2 separate regions of the Homo sapiens genome follow, and region 2 is linked to region 1. A link is a contact called in ENCODE Hi-C or POLR2A ChIA-PET data. All regions are on one chromosome and are shown on one strand. Each heading gives the region's core, a stretch centred on a gene start or an enhancer-like site at or near the end of the contact. The rest is flanking DNA. Distances are from core to core; before and after follow the strand shown. Region 1 overlaps TENM3 (teneurin transmembrane protein 3). Region 2 overlaps TENM3 (teneurin transmembrane protein 3).

Region 1 (5,872 bases), core at 3,105-5,604:
TATATACATATATATATATATAATGAGTTCTCTTTCTTTTTTTTTTTTTTTTTTTTTTTCAGAGCAACCTGCAAGCAATCAAGGCCAGTCTACCCTGCAGCCCTTGCCGCCTTCCCATAAGCAGCACTCTGCACAGCATCATCCATCCATCACTTCTCTCAACAGAAACTCCCTGACCAATAGAAGGAACCAGAGTCCGGCCCCGCCGGCTGCTTTGCCCGCCGAGCTGCAAACCACACCCGAGTCCGTCCAGCTGCAGGACAGCTGGGTCCTTGGCAGTAATGTACCACTGGAAAGCAGGTAACATCTAAAATTTCAAAATAAGCTAGCCCAACCCTTTTCTCACCAGGAGCAATTTACTATACTTACATATTCTGGTGTGGTGTTTTGGGGTTTTGTTGTTGTTGTGTTTTCTTTTTTCTTCTCTAAGAAGCAGTTCCAGATTGTTGTGATTTTTTTAGTTGCTGGGTCAGTGAATGTGCCTATTCTTTTCACACAGTTTGTTGCCTACAAGAGATGAGAATAAATTACTTCAGTGAAACTTTCCCTTACCACTGTTTGTTTTTTTCTTATCTACAAATTATCAGGCATGTGGAGAAAAGGACAGAGATGTAAAATGTTATTCTCAGTTGCATGTAGTTTGATTCAGTGGACATGTCTGGCATCTTCTTGGTTCTAGACCTCTGTACTTTCTCAGACTATATTTTGTTCATTACATCATATATTCATAGTGGAGCCCCACTATGAATATAACACTTAAGCACAAATCAGATGACAGTTTGTTAAGGATATTGTAGTTTCTTGCAGTATGAGGGAGATAGGACCTACTCTCTAAAGTTCCTTGCAGGATTATTTCCTAAGACAATCCATTCATCCTGACACAGTTCTATTAGGAAGTTTTTCCCTACAATGAACTGAAATCTCCATCCCTGAAACTTCCATCCTCTGACTGTAACCGTACAACTAGTAGTCTGCAACTATACAAAACAATTTTGCCCTGATTCATACATGATGGCCCATGAGCTTCTCAGTCTTCTAGAGGCTTCAGCAGTTTAATGGTCCTTCTCTGTACACATAGCATAGTGTTTCATTAAGGTTCAAAGTTAGGACTTCTCGCAAAGGCTGGCTGACAAGTGGTAAACTGCTCATACAAAAGTATGATCAGCGAAAGCTGTTTTGAGCTAATCCATTTCATTATTCAGGATCTCCTGGCATATAAAATTTCGCCTTCTTTCTTTGGACAGGAGCGTAACAGTCACTGTCTCCTTGTAATTATGTATTGCACAACCAACAGTGGTGTCTTACCTTATTGGTCTTCTGTTGGCAGCTTTGCGGGGAGGTTCCCCCAACATTCCTCTTATTCTTTATTTCTTCTCTGCCCCAGGGTTTCCGTTAGGCTTGGAGAAAAAGAGTTATCACCATAGAAAAGCCAGAAAATAGAGAGCTCTTGACGCCTTGAGAGACTGTCCCCCAAAATGTCCTGCCCTAGAGCTTCCGGTTAACATTAGGATTTAAATTAGCTTCTGGGTGAACAAAGTGTCTCACAATGAATACATTGCTATTTCTCACCATTAGGTATATGGTCTCAACCCATTCTGCCTTGAGGATGAGCTAGCAGGAGGTCCCCACAGTTAGTTGTCAACAATGAAAGTCTTTCTGTGTTTTCTTTTACTCTTGACCTAAGAACAAGGTTCTAAAGAACTCTTATCTTTTTATCCATATCAGCCACGAGTAGTTGAGTTTTATTGTTTATTTTGTATTATTGAACATTCTTCTGGGAGAAATTAGGAAGAGAAAGAACAGGAAAAATAGGCAAACAGCAGATTTCTCTTCACTTAAGACACAGTCATGTATACGGATTTTTTTTTCCTGAGGTTATTAGCACAGACGTAAATTTACCCAGTGTAATTAATTAGCACACACTGAACAGCTAATCAACACCGATTCACTATTGTCATTTGGAAAAAATTTATTAGGAAAAAAGTAATTTTCCAGTTGAGTCATCAGATTGAATATGGATATTACATTGTAGTTGACAATAATTGTTTTGACAAATATTTATGAAATATGTCAAATTAAATCCTCAGAAACGTGTTTAATTTTAGTGATGTTATAAAACACAAAAGCCTCAAAAACTGTCAGTAGGAGAGTTAGCATTCCGTGAAACCATGTCTTCCAGTGAATTTGGAATAATTTTGAGAAGAGTAAGATGCGTTCTTGTTATTCGTCTTATTGCACTGGAAATTTTGATTGATGAGACTTTAAAGAAAGAAAGTAGTTGGTTAGAAGAAAATCCACTGTAGCCATATGTGAAATTGTAGCTGGTTTCTCTATATTCAGACCATATAAGAAATCACTCCCATGGTGAGTAGTTACTGAGATTTTCTTCCATTTCAAAGTAATGCCATTAATGAATCATCAATGGAATTAATATTATACAGTTTTATGAGTTTCAGGGAGGAAATCAACCGCTGATATGATCTCACTAATAAATATACAGAATAATTAATCTAAAAATTTGTTGTTACACTAACAAATTTTAATCTGCAGTATAGTTTTGTTGTTTTCTCGTTATCCAAAGTTCACATCTTACAGTGTCGCTAATCAAAAGAAATGATATTTCAACTTGCAGTACTCAGTGAGTGAAGCTAAGCAGTGATGTGAAAATCTCACACTGTACCGACACAGTACTACTGTGGTTTCTTTAATAGTCTCACTTGGTTGGAACTCTGGAGGTGAAGAACCAGTCTTATTTATCATTGATTTTTCCTTCTTTTAGTTAAGGTTCCCTATTGAGTATGATTCTCAGACTCAGTTTCAGCTATATTAACAACTTTATCCAGACTTGTGTCTGCCTTTAACTATTTTTTAATCTAGTGTATTGTTTCATCTTTGGCAATTATTTATATATATATATATATATACACACACACACCGATTTTGCTAATTCTCACTTTTTCTGAAACTGCCACTTAAAGGTTATAAGCTATGAAGTTTAAAATTCAGTTACGAATAAATAAGAATCTCTATATTTTTCTCTTAGTTCCTCCCCCTTTTCTCTTTTCAGCACAAATTGATAGTAATTGGTTACAAAATGGCATGTAATAACCCTTGAAAATCTCAGTGATTTGTAGACTTACAGTTTATGTGAATTGCTGGAAAAGGCATAAAAGGATTTTCTACTTTGTCCTATATGTTTCAGTATAGCTATCATTTTGATTTATTCAAAAGCATTCTTTTTCACCAGGCAGTTTCTTGCTTCCATAAAAATGTTTATTTCCTTTCTCTAATGAATTTAACATTTGCTCCTGCTGGAGACAATCAATGTGACTGTGTACTGTACATTCCCACTCAGTGAATAGAATACTTCTGGTCTATAATCTCCAGTGACTTTCAGATCTCCTAGAGTCACACTGAGATCCAAAAATGCCTTTGCAGTTCATAAGCATCTCCTTATTATGTCATCATTTCCTATTAACAATCGGTCCCTATGTATAATACCAAGTGCTTGCTTACAATTTTCCTGAAAATTCCTTTTCTTTGAGCTCACTATTTGTTATACTTTGGATTATTCACTTTTAGGGCATTGGAGAGCCTATAGCTTGCCCTTTGTTTATTTTATACTTCAGCTGCTTCAGTATGTAATAATAGCTGCTACAAGAATACAGAGCAGCTGAGCAAACGCTTAGAATTGGCCCAGTACAGCAGCAGCACTTAAAGGTATGGTACAGTAACTCTCATTGAGAAGCCTTGTCCTTCAGCAACTGTAAAGTTAATTGCCTGCAAGTTCCTCATTTATATACGTGAATTAAACAGCTTAGTAGTTACCTATTAGATGTTAACAAAACGGTTCATTTGTAGCCATTTAATAAAAGATTTATTAAAGTCTTGTTTTATTATGAAGCCTACTTTGGCATGGATAGTTCATTAGTTATGTTCCCATAGCTTTTTACCTTCTAGTTCAGTAATGCTTTGCTAATTATTAATGTATGAAATTGCATATTAAATTGCCTCTTTATTAGTGCATTTTTTATTTCAATATTGAGATGTCTTGAGCCGCATTAATGTGAGATCAATTGTTAACGTCGTTAAAAAAACAGAATACCTAAACAGAGATATTGTTTACTAAACTAAGATATGATACTTTTTTCTCTTTTTATCTTCTTTAAAATGGTTGTAGGGAAGGTAAAAACAGTCATACACACACCGGGTCTGAGTCAGCCTTGCTGACGTGTGTCTGCATCCTATATGGGGTAGCTTTCCTGCCCCAGAGGAAACCTTTCCCAGCTGAAGAATTAACCTCCACCCACTTACTGATAACTAATAAACTACCATTAGTGAGGTAGTAAGTAGTGGAATCCTCCGTAATTAAAGATACAACTTCAAGTAAAATATGCCTGGGAAGGTAGCTCGATGACTAAGGTTGACTGACTGATGCTGATGCCATATGCTTTTGTTAAAGACAGCTTGGGGAGACACAGGGTACCTGTGGGGAAAAGGAATATTACTGAATATGGAAAAGAGGTCCAAAAATGAAGAACCTAAGGTTACTTAACAAAAATTTCAAAATTGGACCTGGGCCAATGGTAGGAAATTCTTAAAGTTTCACCATCATCATTTATTTAAAAAAAAAAAAAAAAGGGAAAGTCAACTTAAATTATATACTAATGAATAGTAAAAAATCACTTGGATTCTAAGTCTCTTAAAATATGGCACCTTTTATAACTTAGTATTTCTTAAGAGGACTAGGAAGGGATATTGTTTATTTGTGAGAATGGGAAGAAACATGAAGAGGGAGATATAAAGTTCAAGAATTTGCTGTGTGCTGTTAATATTTAAGGCCTATTTCAAGCCCTGGCTAAAAAAACCTTTGTCTCAGAGAGAGGAGGATAATTGAGGAAGCTATTGTAAGCTTAATTCAGTGCCTAAGCTCTGTGGTGACCATATAGTTCATTACTAAAGCCAGGACACTTGCAGAGTGAGAAGGGGCCATATCAACAGTTACCCTGGAATTGCAGCATAAACTGATAGCTGTACCAGGCAAAGAGGGACGTGTGATTACCACACTAAGTTTTATTTCCAAGAGTAAAGTTAATTTTAAGTCCAAATTTTCTTATGCCTTAGATAAATAAGAATAAGAAATCAAACGAGAAAGGCAGGTTGAATGCAGGTAAGGCTCCAGACTTGAACATTTCTAATAGTTTCTATTGCTAACTTAGAGCAAATATTTAAACTTTTATTGACCCCCTTCGCAGAAAAAGCTTCTATTGGCCTCCAAAATATGTAGCTCCTAAAATAATACTTAAAATATTTGTCTTAATTTTCTTCTCAGAGTTTCAAGAGAACACTTATCACAATATCAAGAGAACAAGAGGTAGCAGGCCGGGCGTGGTGGCTCACGCCTGTAATCCCAGCACTTTGGGAGGCCGAGGCGGGTGGATCACCTGAGGTCAGGAGTTTGAGACCAGCCTGGCCAACATGGTGAAACCCCGTCTCTACGAAAAATACAAAAATTAGCCAGGCGGGGTGGTGGGCACCTGTAATCTCAGCTACTTGGCAGGCTGAGGTGAGAGAATCTCTTGAACCCGGGAGGCAGTGGTTGCAGTGAGCCAAGATCTCACCACTGCACTCCAGCCTGGGCGACAGAGGGAGACTCTGTCTCAAAAAAAAAAAAAAAAAAAAAAAAAGGTAGCGTATATAAAATATGGTCCTGAATTTACTCAAAGAATAAACATCTCTGTGTCTCCAGCAGCATTACAGTTTGGGTTTCCAAAACCATTCTCTCAGGCTGAAGTAGAGGCTTCATTCTAGGAAAGTTTGAGATAAAGTTTCAAAGATGGTTATTAAGATAAGTGAGAGTAAAAGCCCTATT
Region 2 (5,555 bases), core at 1,616-4,115, 39 kb after region 1:
TTTCGGATTTTGCCATGTTTTAATATACTGACATTCTTCTAAGGATCTCCATATTTCAATAGTTGGATCTTTCAGTAATGGTGATTACAATGCCTTAAAATTTCAAAGAATTGTAATTTTCAGTTTGTATATTTTACCATTTTTTAAAAAGCCAAAACAAGTGAAGAAATAATTTTATGCTTAAGTCAGTAGCATACATAAACATTTGTTACATAAAAGTAGTATGCAGTTTTTTTTTGTTGTTTTTTTTTTTTTGAGACAGAGTCTTGCTCTGTCACCCAGGCTGGAGTGCAGTGGTACCATCTCAGCTCACTGCAACCTCCACCTCATAGGTTCAAGTGAATCTCCTGCCTCAGCCTCCCGAGTAGCTGGGATTACAAGTGTGCTCCACACGCCTGGCTAATTTTTGTGATTGTAGCAGAGGCGGCGTTTTGCCATGTTGGTCAAGCTGGTCTCAAACTCCTGACCTCAAGTGATCCACCTGCTTCGGCCTCCCAAAGTGCTGGGATTACAGGCGCAAGCCACCGCGCCTGGCCTATGTGTGCAATTCTTAAAGCTGTTATGGGAGAAAGGAACCCAAATGAAAATTGAGTGAGTACTGCAAGCCTTTGAATAATGAGATAGATCTATTGGATTTCAATGGCAAAGCTGCAGGTAACTCACTAATGAATCATCTATTACATACATTTCACAATAACAACAAATTCAATATTTTGGGAAGCAGGGAATAACCCACAAATCATGTAAATGATTTCATTCTGTATTTTGAATGTTATTGAAATAAGTCCTCTTACCATACTCTTCAATATTGACAAGTATTATCTCAAAAATTCTCTAGCTTATAGGTAATGGCTGACCCCTTTGGGCAGCTGATCGTGACGGTTAACACTTTGTTCTTTCCATTACATTGGAGGATGAATCCTTCTTTTATTCAGAGAACAGACCCTTTAAGCAAGAGAAAACTAATGAAACATCAGGAAAACAGTCTGTTTTAGAAATTCTAACTTAATTCTCTCTGTGACAGAAGCAACAGCTTGATTTTCGTTTTGTCAGCTTCAGCATTGGCTGTCAAAGGCAGCTCTGGAATTAGCATTTCCTGAGCCGCATCCATAGGTGTCTTACTCTGCATCCACGTAGTTCAGAAAGAAAAAATGCAAGGAAACTTTCAAGTAGAATTGTTTAATGTTATCATTTATAAAAGAATATGAGTCAAATATCCTGGCAGAAACAAACCTTCAAAGCTAAATCACTGTGTGTTCCCATCAAGGCATTTTGATAGCCAATATGATTCTTTTTTCCCATTAATTGCATTATGCCAAGAAAGGATGGAAAGGAAAAACAGCATAGAAATATAAAATATTGGCAGCCATTCTGTATCTCCCTCCAAACCTGTTCGTTCATAAAGCCTATACTTTTAGAATGTTATCATGTAATACAAAGAGGAACTTCCTATATCAAATGTTAGTTCTTTTGAATATAAATATCCTACAGTTGACAGAATAATTTTATTTTCCTTAATGACAACTAGAGTGCATATTAATATGAAAGCTTTCAAAAGAAATATTGATTTAAAATAACAATATTTGGGTCAGCATGCTATAGAGTGTTGAAATAATATTAGCCTTAAAAGTTAATAACAAATAATAATGAATTAGAATGCCAAAATATTGCCCAACACATTCTGTCAACACGTATATGAACACAGCAGGAAATCCAAAACAAAAGCTAATTTATAGAGAACTCTGTGTTCCTAATGACAGTTTAGACCAGTAGGGGTCCAAGTTACAAACTGCAGTCTTCACATGCGATACTTTCATTTTACATTGAAAGCTTGGTTGCACTCTGGATACATGTAGCCAATCAAATGATTGCCCTATATTTAAGAGTATTTTTCTTATTTTTTTCTGTGAAATCTGATTATTAGCACATGAAATACACATGTGCATCGTGTATATTTATGTATTCATGAAATTGATACATAAAATGAAACAATTCTGCATTCAAAGCCCAAGATATCCAAGGAATCGTATGTATAACATGATAGTTTGACTCTATGCAATGTAGTTTTAAAAATTAAAATCAAGAACAACATCGGTATTCTAATGTGTTGACATCTTATTGATGCCAGATATTTTTCCCTGTGCTCAATAATTTAGCCTAAATATTTGTATTTTAAAATATATTAACATCATAGAATATAAATCTGGAAGAGACCTTAGAGGTCATCTAGTGCAAACCCTTCAGATTTTCTTTGTAAATGAGAGAGCCAAGCCTCAGAAAGATCCAGTAACTTGCCAAAGTTCCACAATTATTTAAAGCCAGAATTCAGACAGGGACTCCAGTCTCTTTTAATACAAACAAAAGGCCCCACAAGATGCAATAGACAATCTGTGTTGAAAACAATGTACTTACCTATGTAATGTCAGACTCTGATTTTATTTTCTGCAACTTAATATGTTCCTAATGAATCTTTCTCAGAAAGATTCCTTTTGGAAGTGTACCACAGTGAATGTGAAGTGAATTGCAAGAAAGGGAAACTCTACATCCTTGCTTGCTTTGATGAAGTTTTGAGGTTTGGGAGACTAAACAAAATGGAATGGCAGGCATTTTCAGCATGGTATTTTTAAAGTCAGTTTTTCTTATCAGACTCTCTTTCCCATATTACCTCATCCTCTTTGTCTTTGTGAGAATGTTCACTTGATCTTGTAATATTAAACAGCGTTTAGCCAACCCTGGCAGGCCCTCCCAGCACGCTACTCTGTGTTGCCAAAACCTTAGAGCACACTCCTCAGGGTTCTGGTGGCACACACCACCTTCAGGTGACTGATGGCTGGGTGCTCGGGTCTGTGTTCCCTTCACAACATCCCCTGTAATTTGCTCCAAGGTTCTGGCAATTGCTGGACTATGTCACCAGCTGTCATCACCCTTCCTTCCCATCCATTTTTGGCAGGATCTGGGGACTCAAGCATGCCAGTAGAAATAATAGTAGCTGTGGTAACAACTTCAGTGGCATGGTCCCCAGAGACGAGATCAAAATTTGGCACCTTTTTCTCTCAACATGGAGCTAAAAATGGCACTGAATTTGTTACTTGGTGGTATATAATTTTCTTTAATTACACATTTTTGGTTTCAAGTGTTCCACATGCTGGCTTTTAAGTGTGACACCAACATATACGGGTTAAAAACAATGGCATGCCCCCTTTTTATTTTATGGGGAGGAGGTGAAATAACTATAATACCATGGATTCCGTTCGTCTCCAGCCTTGGAAAATAAAAGGAATGCATGCTGTAATTTCTCTCACTTTAATGGTCTTTGTGTGTGAAAAAAAATTCCTTCATAAAATTTTACTGATAAATCTTTATTAACATATTGTCTCAAAATTATTTCAATTAATAAGGTTTTTTCTTAATTATTGGAAAAATCTACAGAAACATACTAAGAGTTTGCAGAATAATTTTTTAATTACATAAGAAAGATTTAATTTTTAACATCTGAAAATGGTTACAGTTCATGAATACCACAAGACAACCTAAAAAGATGCAGTCTAGAGTAGCCTATTTGGCTGTTAGTAACAGAGGTTTTGACCACGATCAATGACTTCATATCCATGTTAGTCACTCCTGAGTTGATATTACTATAATTTTTTTTTCTCATTGACTTGGGTGATAGTATAAAAAGTATACTCATTAATTTTATAGATGACAAATGTCAGATGTTACAACTTATTTTAAAGGGATCCCTGTGCTACTTCAAACTTTACTAAAGACAAAGCAAATGGTTTTTATCTTCATAATTGTTTTGTTTTCTGGGTTTCTTTTTTCTGTTCATGATATCAGTGACTTCACTGCCCAGGCTAAAGTGATATCATGAACAGAAAAGAGAAACCCAGAAAGCAAAACAATTATGAAGGTAAAGACCATTTATTTTGTCTTTAGTAAAGTTTGAAGTACCACAGGATTTCTAGGTAGGTCTAGTAGAAAAATGTAAAGTTTGAAGTATAGCCCAGTCAGGAAAGAATTCAGTGTTAAGAGATACATATTTCAAAGTCATCCATCCACATGGAATTGGAAGTTGATATTATAAAAGTGGTTAACATGAAAGGAAGGTCAAGGAAGGACTTTGGCAAATGTCTATATTTTGGGGAATACATGGAGGGAGGCATTGTATAAGTCAGGAGTAGGCAGGTTATGAAGTGGTAAAAACAACCCTAAAAACCTAAATGGCTGTATCAGTTTGTAATTGCAACTGGGCCCAACTTAGCTGGGTGCCTCTGCCTCACAGTCTGTAAGGTTAAGTTTACAGTCAAACTACAGACTGGGGCTGCTGTTTCATCTGAAGGCTCAGCTGGTGCTGCAGGATGTGCTTCCAAGCTCACACACAAGGTTTTTGGCAGACTTCAGTCTCTTACCACATGGGCCTCTTTATGAGGCTGCCTCATAATATGACAGCTGGTTTTCCCTATGGAAAGCAGTCCAAAAGAGAGAGAGAACAACCAAAAAAGAAGCTGAAGTCTTTCGTAACCTAAGCTCAAAAGAGACATTGCATTATTTCTGCCATATGCTTTCCATTGTAAGCAAGTCACTAAATCAAGCCTAAACTCAAGGGGAGTAGATGATACAAGGGCGTGAATACCAGAAGACAGGGCTTATCTGGGGCCATCTCAGAGGCTACCTACTACAGTGGCTTAACATGATGGTTTATTTTTGCTTAAGCTACATGTGCAGGGTGGTTCTTGTCAAGGGGTTTCTGCTCACTCAAGGCCCTAGACTTAACAGAAACAGTACTCAGCACATTTGCATGATTACTGCATGGGAATGCAACACATTACATATTGGTTCTTAAATCTTCCTCACAGAGGTAAGACATACTACTTTTGCCCACATTTCTTTATCTGAAGCAAAGTTATAAGGCTTCAGAAGAGCAGGGAAGAGTAACTCCAATATATGTCCAGGAGAACTTAGTTATTTGTGAATAGCCTGTAAGACTTCCACAAAATGATTTAAGGAGAACAACTGGGAACCAGCAGAGAACTGGGAAGAGAACCAGGAGAATTATGAAAGGAAAATAAAGTATTGATGATGTGTGGCTAATAATGCCCAGTACTCTTGAGATGTAAACAGGATGAATATTGGCACGAGGCTACTGGATGTGGCAATTTAAGAGATACCAGCTGGGGATGGCGACTCACTCCTGTAATCCCAGCACTTTGGGAGGCCGAGGCGGGTGGATTGCTTGAGGTCAGGAGTTCAAGACCAGCCTGACCAACATCATGAAACCCCGTCTCTACTAAAAATAGAAAAATTAGCTGGATGTGGTGGCGGGTGCCTGTAACCCCAGCTACTCAGGAGACTGAGGCATGAGAATAGCTTGAACCCAGGAGGTGGAGGCTGCAGTGAGCCGGGATTGCGCCACTGCATTCCAGCCTGGGTGACAGAGCAAGACTTCATCTCAAACATACATACATACATAAAAATAAAAAAATTTAAAAAGAGATACCCATAACCATTGTGAGAAAGATTTTAGTACAGTAATGAGGAACATCAGTTAAAGTGAG

The links. Hi-C counts contacts between places; a loop is a spot of excess contacts on that map. ChIA-PET counts read pairs that join two places held with the same protein, here RNA polymerase II (POLR2A). Pooled maps may share reads with other maps.
Region 2: a loop to region 1 is called in a map of IMR-90, with 2.9 times the contacts of the local background. The contact joins two enhancer-like sites. A Hi-C loop is called at or near these places in 1 of 168 maps with a recorded cell type or tissue (IMR-90) and 1 of 50 pooled maps. POLR2A ChIA-PET finds 5 or more read pairs at or near these places in 2 of 52 experiments (AG04450 and naive thymus-derived CD4-positive, alpha-beta T cell).

Annotation. Positions count from the first base shown.
Region 1 is chr4:182,600,862-182,606,733 of GRCh38, forward strand. It overlaps TENM3 (teneurin transmembrane protein 3), which reads left to right. Exons shown (of 28, transcript NM_001080477.4): 4 at 63-300. Among named protein-coding and RNA genes, the nearest start is that of DCTD, 310 kb to the right of the region's middle. Within about 2 kb of position 4,355, at least 2 of the 41 ENCODE cell types and tissues checked have a DNase peak (open chromatin) inside an H3K27ac peak, as active enhancers do.
Region 2 is chr4:182,641,291-182,646,845 of GRCh38, forward strand. The region is part of intron 5 of TENM3 (teneurin transmembrane protein 3); the gene reads left to right. Among named protein-coding and RNA genes, the nearest start is that of DCTD, 270 kb to the right of the region's middle. Within about 2 kb of position 2,866, at least 3 of the 41 ENCODE cell types and tissues checked have a DNase peak (open chromatin) inside an H3K27ac peak, as active enhancers do.